Linked DNA regions of Homo sapiens: region 1 is linked to region 2. A link is an interaction called in ENCODE POLR2A ChIA-PET data of the cell type or tissue named here. Cell type or tissue: B cell. All regions are shown on one strand.

Region 1 (4,000 bases), 260 kb after region 2:
CCCCTCAGTGGATCCCCCTCACCTTGATTCTGATCTTACTGTTCCACAGGAAAAGATTAAGGAAATTGGAGACCGTCAGCCAGAAAAGTAAGAGAAATTCTGAGCAGAGTGGTCTGGAGGGATGCAGGGGTTGGGTTTTGCGTCTAGTTCTGTGTTCACCCCATGCATGCCCCAGTGCAAGTTTCTGCTTCTCCTTGCGCTCAACTTTTCCAGCTGCGCAATGGGAGTTGGTCTTGCTCTCCCACTTAGACTTAGATCTTGGGGTTTGTAAACTATGATGAGGGTTGGGCAGGGATCACAAATTCCTTCCTCTTTTTCAAGCCACCCTGAGGGGGTCCCCGAGGTGCCCCTGACTCCTGAAGCTGTGTCTGTGGAGCTGCGGCCACTCATGCTGTGGATGGCCAACACCACGGAGCTGCTTAGCTTTGTGCAGGAGAAGGTGCTGGAAATGGAGAAGGAGGCTGACCAAGAGGGTGAGCTCTGACTCAGGCTCAGGCTTGTCCAAGTCTCCCATCATGCCCTGCACCTGGGGACCTGGGCTCCTGGCTGCCGACTTCTGGTTCTCCCTCTTAACCCCAAGCCTGTCCTCAGACCCACAGCTCTGCAATGACTTGGAATTATGTGATGAGGCCATGGCCCTCCTGGATGAGGTCATCATGTGTACCTTCCAGCAGTCTGTCTACTACCTCACCAAGGTTGGCCCTTGCCTCTTACTTCCTGTTTGACATAGCATCACTTCCTGTTTCACGTAATATCACTTCCTGTTTGTGGTAACATCACTTCTTGTTTGAACTACACTGTGTGGCTCTGATGTCACTATTTGACTCAAGATTTTCTGCTTTTCTCTGACATGACATCCCATCTCACCCAAGGACTTTGCTGTTCTGACACCACTTGTTAGAGCTTACATCACTTCCTGCCTTTCTGGCTTCTTTTCCTTTGTAATCATCACCTGGGCAAACGCGGTGGCTCACATCTGTAATCCCGGCACTTTGGGAGGTCAAGGCGGGTGGATCACTTGAGGTCAGGAGTTTGAGAGCAGCCTGGCCAACATGGTGAAACCCCATCTCTACTAAAAATACAAAATTAGCCAGGCATGGTGGCCTGCGCCTATAATCCCAGCTATTGGAGAGGCTGAGGCACAAGAATCACTTGAACCTGGGAGGCGGATGTTGCAGTGAACCAAGATTACTTCATGCCACTGCATTCCAACCCGGGAGATGGAGCGAGACTCTGTCTCAAAAGAGTAATATAACGCCGGATGCAGTGGCTCACGCCTGTAATCCCAGCACTTTGGGAGGCCAAGGTGGGCAGACCGCGAGGTCAGGAGTTTGAGACCAGACTGACCAACATGGTAAAACCCCGTCTCTACTAAAAATACAAAAATTAGCTGGGTATGGTAGCGCGTGCCTGCAATCCCAGCTACTCAGGAGGCTGAGGGAGGAGAATCGCTTGAACCCGGGAGGCGGAGGTTGCAGTGAGCTGAAATCGCACCATTGCACTCCAGGGCGACAGAGACAGACTCCATCTCAAAAAAGTAAAATAAAATTAAACGAAATAAAAAAAAAAGTAATCATCACCACTTTTGACAGGCTGACCTCACTACTTGGTAACATCACCATTACCACCTTCTGAATCTCCCACTTTCTAAGTCTACTCTTCAGTCACTGTTAAGTTTCATATATAATAGATAGATAAATGATTGATAGATAGCTAGAGATCAAATAGTGCCAGGAACTGTGATTTAAACTGAAGATCCTCTTTCATCAGGCCCCACTTCCTTCGCTTGCTGACCTCACTTCCTACAGCTCTGAATTCACTTCCCTTTCAGAACGACAGATCTTTTTCTCTGAGTGCCCTTCCTGGAAGGGCCTGCTTTCTGCCCCAGTTTCCCCCCCATTACCCTTGACCTTAACACCACTTCTTGGCATTCTCAGGGTTTCTGGCTTATGGTGGGCTTGATGCCCTATGTGCAAGAATGAGAGAGGATCTTTTGGGACAGCTAACTATCAGTCTCTAAGTTCCTCTAGCAGCCTGGATTGTGAAGCCCTTTCCTCCTTCACTTCCTGTACATTCCTGCCAAGTGTGCGTTTATTTCTTCTGTTTCTGACCTCATTTCCTGTCCTTGGCCTGATCTCATTTTCCACTGGCAAACTGCCATCCCACTCCCACTTCCTGACTCTCCATTCTTTTTCTTTCCTTTGGGAATTCAGGATGAATAATTCTTTGACTGAAAGGGAACTCTTTGTCCAGTATCCTTTGTCCTCCTTGAGCTGTCTCTGCTGAGAACTACAAGTCCCACAATGCACAAGAGGTGATCTTAAAATACTCGAGAAACTTGTATACCCTTCTATCAAGTAGGGATTTGCTCACGGAGACCCTTTGGGTGTTGACTGTAGAATGGACTACAACTCCCAGAAGACTTTGGTGGAGCTCCCCACTATCTTCATGCTCTATTACCCTGAAGCTTCCTGGGAGTTGTAGTCCAATCACTTGTTTCCACTTCTCTATTTTCTCAGACTCTCTATTCAACGCTGCCTGCTCTCCTGGATAGTAACCCTTTCACAGCTGGTGCAGAGCTGCCGGGGCCTGGCGCGGAGCTGGGGGCCATGCCTCCAGGATTGAGACCTACCCTGGGCGTGTTCCAGGCAGCCTTGGAGCTGACCAGCCAGTGCGAGCTGCACCCTGACCTCGTGTCTCAGACTTTTGGCTACTTGTTCTTCTTCTCCAACGCATCCCTTCTCAACTCGCTGATGGAACGAGGTGAAGGTTGGCTGGGAGCTGTCAGGGAGGCAAAGACAGGAGCCACTGAGACTCAGGTCATATTAGACACACCACGGGCTCAAGCCTCACCTTTGGGTACCCTGGAGAACAAGCTCCAGATCCCAGGCTGAAGGATAGGAAGAGTCTGGGAGGCAGGAGCACAGAGTCCAGCCAACCAACTGCCTCTCATACCTTTAACACCCACAGGTCAAGGCCGGCCTTTCTATCAATGGTCCCGAGCTGTTCAAATCCGAACCAACCTGGACCTCGTCTTGGACTGGCTACAGGGAGCTGGGCTGGGCGACATTGCCACTGAGTTCTTCCGGAAACTCTCCATGGCTGTGAACCTGCTCTGTGTGCCCCGCACTTCCCTGCTCAAGGTGACTCCTGGTCAGCTATACCTGACCCCTGACCTCTGACTCCTCAACCCCCCTCAGCCACCTTCTATATTCAGCTCACCGTCAGAGCTCCCCTTGAACCCCATGCCATCCCCAGCCCCAGCTCAGACACTGTGGGTAACACATTGGCAGGTAGAAGGAAGCCAGCACCAACAATGACTAAACTCGGCTGTGTCTGAATCCTGGTGGAACTTATTAAAAATAGTTTCCAGGCCAGGAGCAGTGGCTCGCGCCTATAATCCCAACACTTTGGGAGGCCTAAGTAGGTGGATCACTTGAGGCCAGGAGTTTGAGACCAGCCTGGCCAACATGGCGAAACGCTGTCTCTACTAAAAATACAAAAATTAGCCAGGCTTGATGGCGCACGCCTGTAATCCCAGTTACTCTGGAGGCTGAGGGAGGAGAATCGCTGGAACCTGGGAGGCAGAAGCTGCAGTGAGCCAAGATTGCACCATTGCACTCCAGCCGGGGCGACAGAGCGAGACCCTGTCTCCAGAAAAAAAAAAAAAAAAAAAGTTTCCAGGGTCCCTCACTCAGACATGCTGAGTCAGAAAGTGTGGTATGAGACAAAGGAACATGATGATTAAAACATTCATTGAACATGAACTACCTGCCAGGCACCCTGTTTAGCACTTCTAGTTTAATGCTGACAAAGCCCCATCGAAGTAGGTGACTGACTGTTTTTTGGATGAGGAAACAGAATCAGGTAGGACAGGTCGCTTGATTTCACTTATTTTTCCTTTTTTTTTTTTTTTTTTTGAGACGGAGTCTCACTCTGTCACCCAGGCTGGAGTGCAATGGCATGATCTCGGCTCACTCCAACCTCCGCCTCCCGAGTT
Region 2 (4,000 bases):
TCCGCCCGCCTCGGCCCCCCAAAGAGCTAGGATTACAGGCGTGAGCCACCGCGCCCAGCCCAGTGAGCCATGATTGCACCACTGCACTCCAGCCTGGGTGACCGGAGTGAGACCCTGTCAAAAACAAAAACAAACAAAAAAAAATGGAAGAAAGAAAGAAAAAGGAGAGAGGGAGGGAAGGAGGGAGAGAGGGAAGGAAGGAAGGAAGGAAGCAAGGAAGGAAGGAAGGAGGCTGTGGACTACAAAATGGGCCTATGGATAGAGGAAAGAGGTCGCAGGTGACAGATATGTGATGAAAGGAACAGAAACAAGGCATCATGGGGAAGAAAAGTGGCAGCATGAACAGTAAGAGAATCATTACAGGCTGGGTGCAGTAGCTCACGCCTGTAATCCCAGCACTTTGGTAGGCTGAGGCCAGGAGTTTGAGACCAGCCTGGGCAACATGGTGAAACCCTGTCCTTACAAAAAAGTTAAAAATTAGCCGGGATGTGATACCTTGTGCCTGTGGTCCCAGCTACGTGGGAAGCTGCGGTGGAAGGATTGCTTGAGCCTGGGAGATCGAAGCTTCAGTGAACCGTAATTGCACCACTCCCTTCCAGGCTGGAGGACAGAGCAAGACCCCGTCTCTGAAAATAAAAAAGGGCCTGCTTTAGGTGGCTCACACTTCTAATCTCAACACTTTGGGAGGCTAAGCAAGAAAACTGCTTGAACGCAGGAGTTCACGATCAGCCTGGGCAACATAGTGAGACCCCATCTCCACAAAAAATTAAAAAATCAGCCTGGCATGGTGGCCCACGCCTGTAGGAGGTGAGGTGGGAGGATTGACTGAGCCAGGGAGGTTGAGGCTATAGTGAACCATGTTCACACCACTGCACTCCAGCCTGGGCAACAGAGCGAGACCCTGTCTGAAAACAAAAAAGAAGCATCCCGTGGAAGGAATTAGCATCAGAAAGAAAAGACAGTGGGAGATGCAGATGGTTGGTAAGAGAAATGTGGCAGCAAGTACAGAAACAAGGCAGCAGGTAGGGGAAATGATTTGCAGAGTGGCCAGACAGGGCAGTGGGGGCATAGACACAGGACATGTGACATATGTGGTTATAAGCAGAGAAAGGAGGCAGCGAGTGGGAGAAGGGTAGCAGTTACAGGAATTAAACAGGAGGCTGGGTGCGGTGGCTCACGCCTGTAATCCCAGCACTTTGGGACGCCGAGGCGGGCGGATCACAAGGTCGGGAAATGGAGATCATCCTGGCTAACACAGTGAAACCTCGTCTCTACTGAAAATACAAAAAAAAGTAGCCGGGCGTGGTGGCGGGCCGCTGTAGTCCCAGCTACTCGGGAGGCTGAGGCAGGAGAATGGTGTGAACCCAGGAGGCAGAGGTTGCAGTGAGCCGAGATCATGCCACGGCACTCCAGCCTGGGCAACAGAGCCAGACTCCGTCTCAAGAAAAAAAAAAAATTAGCCAGGTGTGGGAGCGGGTGCCTGTAATCCCAGCTACTTGGGAGGCTGAGGCAGGAGAATTGCTTGAACCCGGGAGACAGAGGTTGCAGTGAGCTGAGATCGCACCACTGCACTCCAGCCTGGGCCACAGAGTGAGACTCCATCTCAAAAAAAAGAAAGAAAGAAAGTAAGCAGGGGGCACGGAAAATATTGCAACAGAGATGGAAAAAATGTGTAGCAGGAATAAATCATGCAAATAGAGAAGTAAGGCTAAGGCAGCAGGTGAGAAATTAGCAGCAGATATGGAAACAGAAGATAAGAGAGCTGAGGCTTAAGTCTATAGACATCTGCCTGCAAATGGGAGAACCACGGATGAGTGAAGATATGAGGCTGAAGCCCAGAGCCTCCCTATGGTGCCTCCCCAACCCCATCCCAGGTGTATTTCGGGCGCTGGCTGATCGAGGGAGGCCCTCTGGTGGTGCTCCTGGACGTGGGTGCCTCAGCTTGGGCCCTGGAGCGCTGGAAGGGAGAGCTCTGGGATACCTGCAACATCGGAGTGCCGTGGTACGACCGCGAGGCCAACGACGCTGTCCTCTTTGGCTTTCTGACCACCTGGTTCCTGGGTGAGGTAGGCCCCGTCTGACACATTCCACCCATACCTGAAACTACAATGACCATCAGCCCCTGGGCCAGAGGATGGGCTTCTCCCTGGGCATTCTGGGAGTCATAGGGTCCTTTAATCCAAGGATTAGCTCTGGCCTTTGAGGACATGAACATCCAAGGGCCCAGGCTCTACTCTCGATGCCAACTTCATTTACTCTAGTCTTCCAAGCATAGGGATTCTTGGAATCAGCCTCAAAGTGAGGCTGGCGGGCTTGCCCGAGGAATTCTAGGAGTTGTAGTTCTCTAGTGTGATATTGCTGGACTCAGCTCTCAGATGCTGCCCTGGATGCTCATGAATCCCCAGCCTGACCTGGTTTTGACCCCCTTCTAGGTTTTAAGAGGCTCAAGAAGCTTAGTTTCCAGGCTGGGCACGGTGGCTCATGCCTGTAATCCCAGCACTTTGGGAGGCCGATGGGGGAAGATCACGTGAGGCCAGGAGTTCAAGATGGCCAAACCTCGTCTTTACTAAACATACAAAAAAATTAGCTGGGTGTGGTGGTGGGCACCTGTAATCCCAAATCCCAGCTACTTGGGAGGCTGAGACAGGAGAATTGCTTGAACCTGGGAGGCGGGAATTGCAGTGAGCTGAGATTGCATCACGGCACTCCAGCCTGGGCCACAGAGTGAGACACTGTCTCAAAAAAAAAAAGAAAAAGAAAAAAAAAAAAAGAAGCTTAATTTCTCATGCCCTGGGACAAATAATTGAGGAACTGGCTGCTCCTATGGCATTCTGGGAGTTGTAGTCCCTTTGCCAATGTTGGGTGCAGACAGCGTACCCTTGAGACAAGGGGTCTTTGGAAACTATGTCCAGGACCTGGGAACATGAAAACTTCAGTCTGTCCAATCTAACCCTGCCAGGACTTAGATGGTTGGCCAAAAAATCCTCAGTTCCTGTCAACCCCTGAGGAGGCAGTCACTTGAGCCCAGGAGTTCAAGACCAGCCTGGGCTGCCTCAGGGATTTACAGGTCCCTGTCCGGTTGGGATTGCTGCAGTGGGCCGCTGCCCACTCTGTGCAGTAGTGGTGACAGATTGACCTCTCCCCGAGTCCTTGTCCCTACTGGGGATTGCCGATTCTTTTCCCAACACTCGTGGAGACAGTGGCCCTGTCCCTGTTGCCCACAGTTCCTGGCACAGAGTGAGGAGAAGCCACATGTGGTTGCTCACTTCCATGAGTGGTTGGCAGGCGTTGGACTCTGCCTGTGTCGTGCCCGGCGACTGCCTGTAGCAACCATCTTCACCACCCATGCCACGCTGCTGGGGCGCTACCTGTGTGCCGGTGCCGTGGACTTCTACAACAACCTGGAGAACGTGAGCTGGGACCGTGGCAGATGGGGGACTGCGAGTATGCCAGGAAAACCCAAAGCTCTGGGGGGCCCAAGGGGATGGCACCCCCTCTTCTCCCAGGATCCAGGAGTCCAAGTCCCCAGACCCCTCCTACCTCAGACCCAGGAATCCAGCCCCCAGCACCAATTTCTCTTGGGACCCCAGTGTCTGGACCTCCAGAGTCTTCTCCCCAATCCTTCTAACCGGACTGCTGTCCCCTCCCACCCAGTTCAACGTGGACAAGGAAGCAGGGGAGAGGCAGATCTACCACCGATACTGCATGGAAAGGGCGGCAGCCCACTGCGCTCACGTCTTCACTACTGTGTCCCAGATCACCGCCATCGAGGCACAGCACTTGCTCAAGAGGAAACCAGGTAGGGGCTGGGCTGAAGTCCCCAGACGTGAATGAGGTAGGCAGCTGTCTATGCCAAAGCCAGTTGCTCCTCAGCCCAAGAAGCCCACTGTAAGTTGAAATAGCATAAACCGAAAACGTATTTCGGCTGGGCATGGTGGCTCACACCTGTAATCTCAGCACTTTGAGAGGCCAAGGCAGGAGAACCACTTGAGCCCGGGAA

The links. ChIA-PET counts read pairs that join two places held together with the same protein. Peaks named below come from ENCODE experiments on the same cell type or tissue, not always from the same donor. Only the 100,000 strongest peaks of a DNase experiment are listed, where the experiment ranks them.
Region 1: POLR2A ChIA-PET joins it to region 2 with 6 read pairs; 9 of 35 experiments call an interaction of 5 or more read pairs at or near these places.

Annotation. Positions count from the first base shown.
Region 1 is chr19:48,723,480-48,727,479 of GRCh38, reverse strand. RASIP1 (Ras interacting protein 1) reads left to right here. Exons shown (of 12, transcript NM_017805.3): 6 at 50-87; 7 at 322-473; 8 at 592-695; 9 at 2,520-2,763; 10 at 2,971-3,143. Among named protein-coding and RNA genes, the nearest start is that of MAMSTR, 5.8 kb to the right of the region's middle. In B cell, no CTCF peak of the experiment used is centred here; DNase peaks (open chromatin) are centred at 729, 1,929 and 2,429; H3K27ac peaks cover 737 bases.
Region 2 is chr19:48,985,260-48,989,259 of GRCh38, reverse strand. It overlaps GYS1 (glycogen synthase 1), which reads left to right. Exons shown (of 16, transcript NM_002103.5): 3 at 1,875-2,066; 4 at 3,225-3,410; 5 at 3,655-3,799. Among named protein-coding and RNA genes, the nearest start is that of GYS1, 6.0 kb to the left of the region's middle. RefSeq lists a silencer at 626-808. In B cell, no CTCF peak of the experiment used is centred here; no DNase peak of the experiment used is centred here.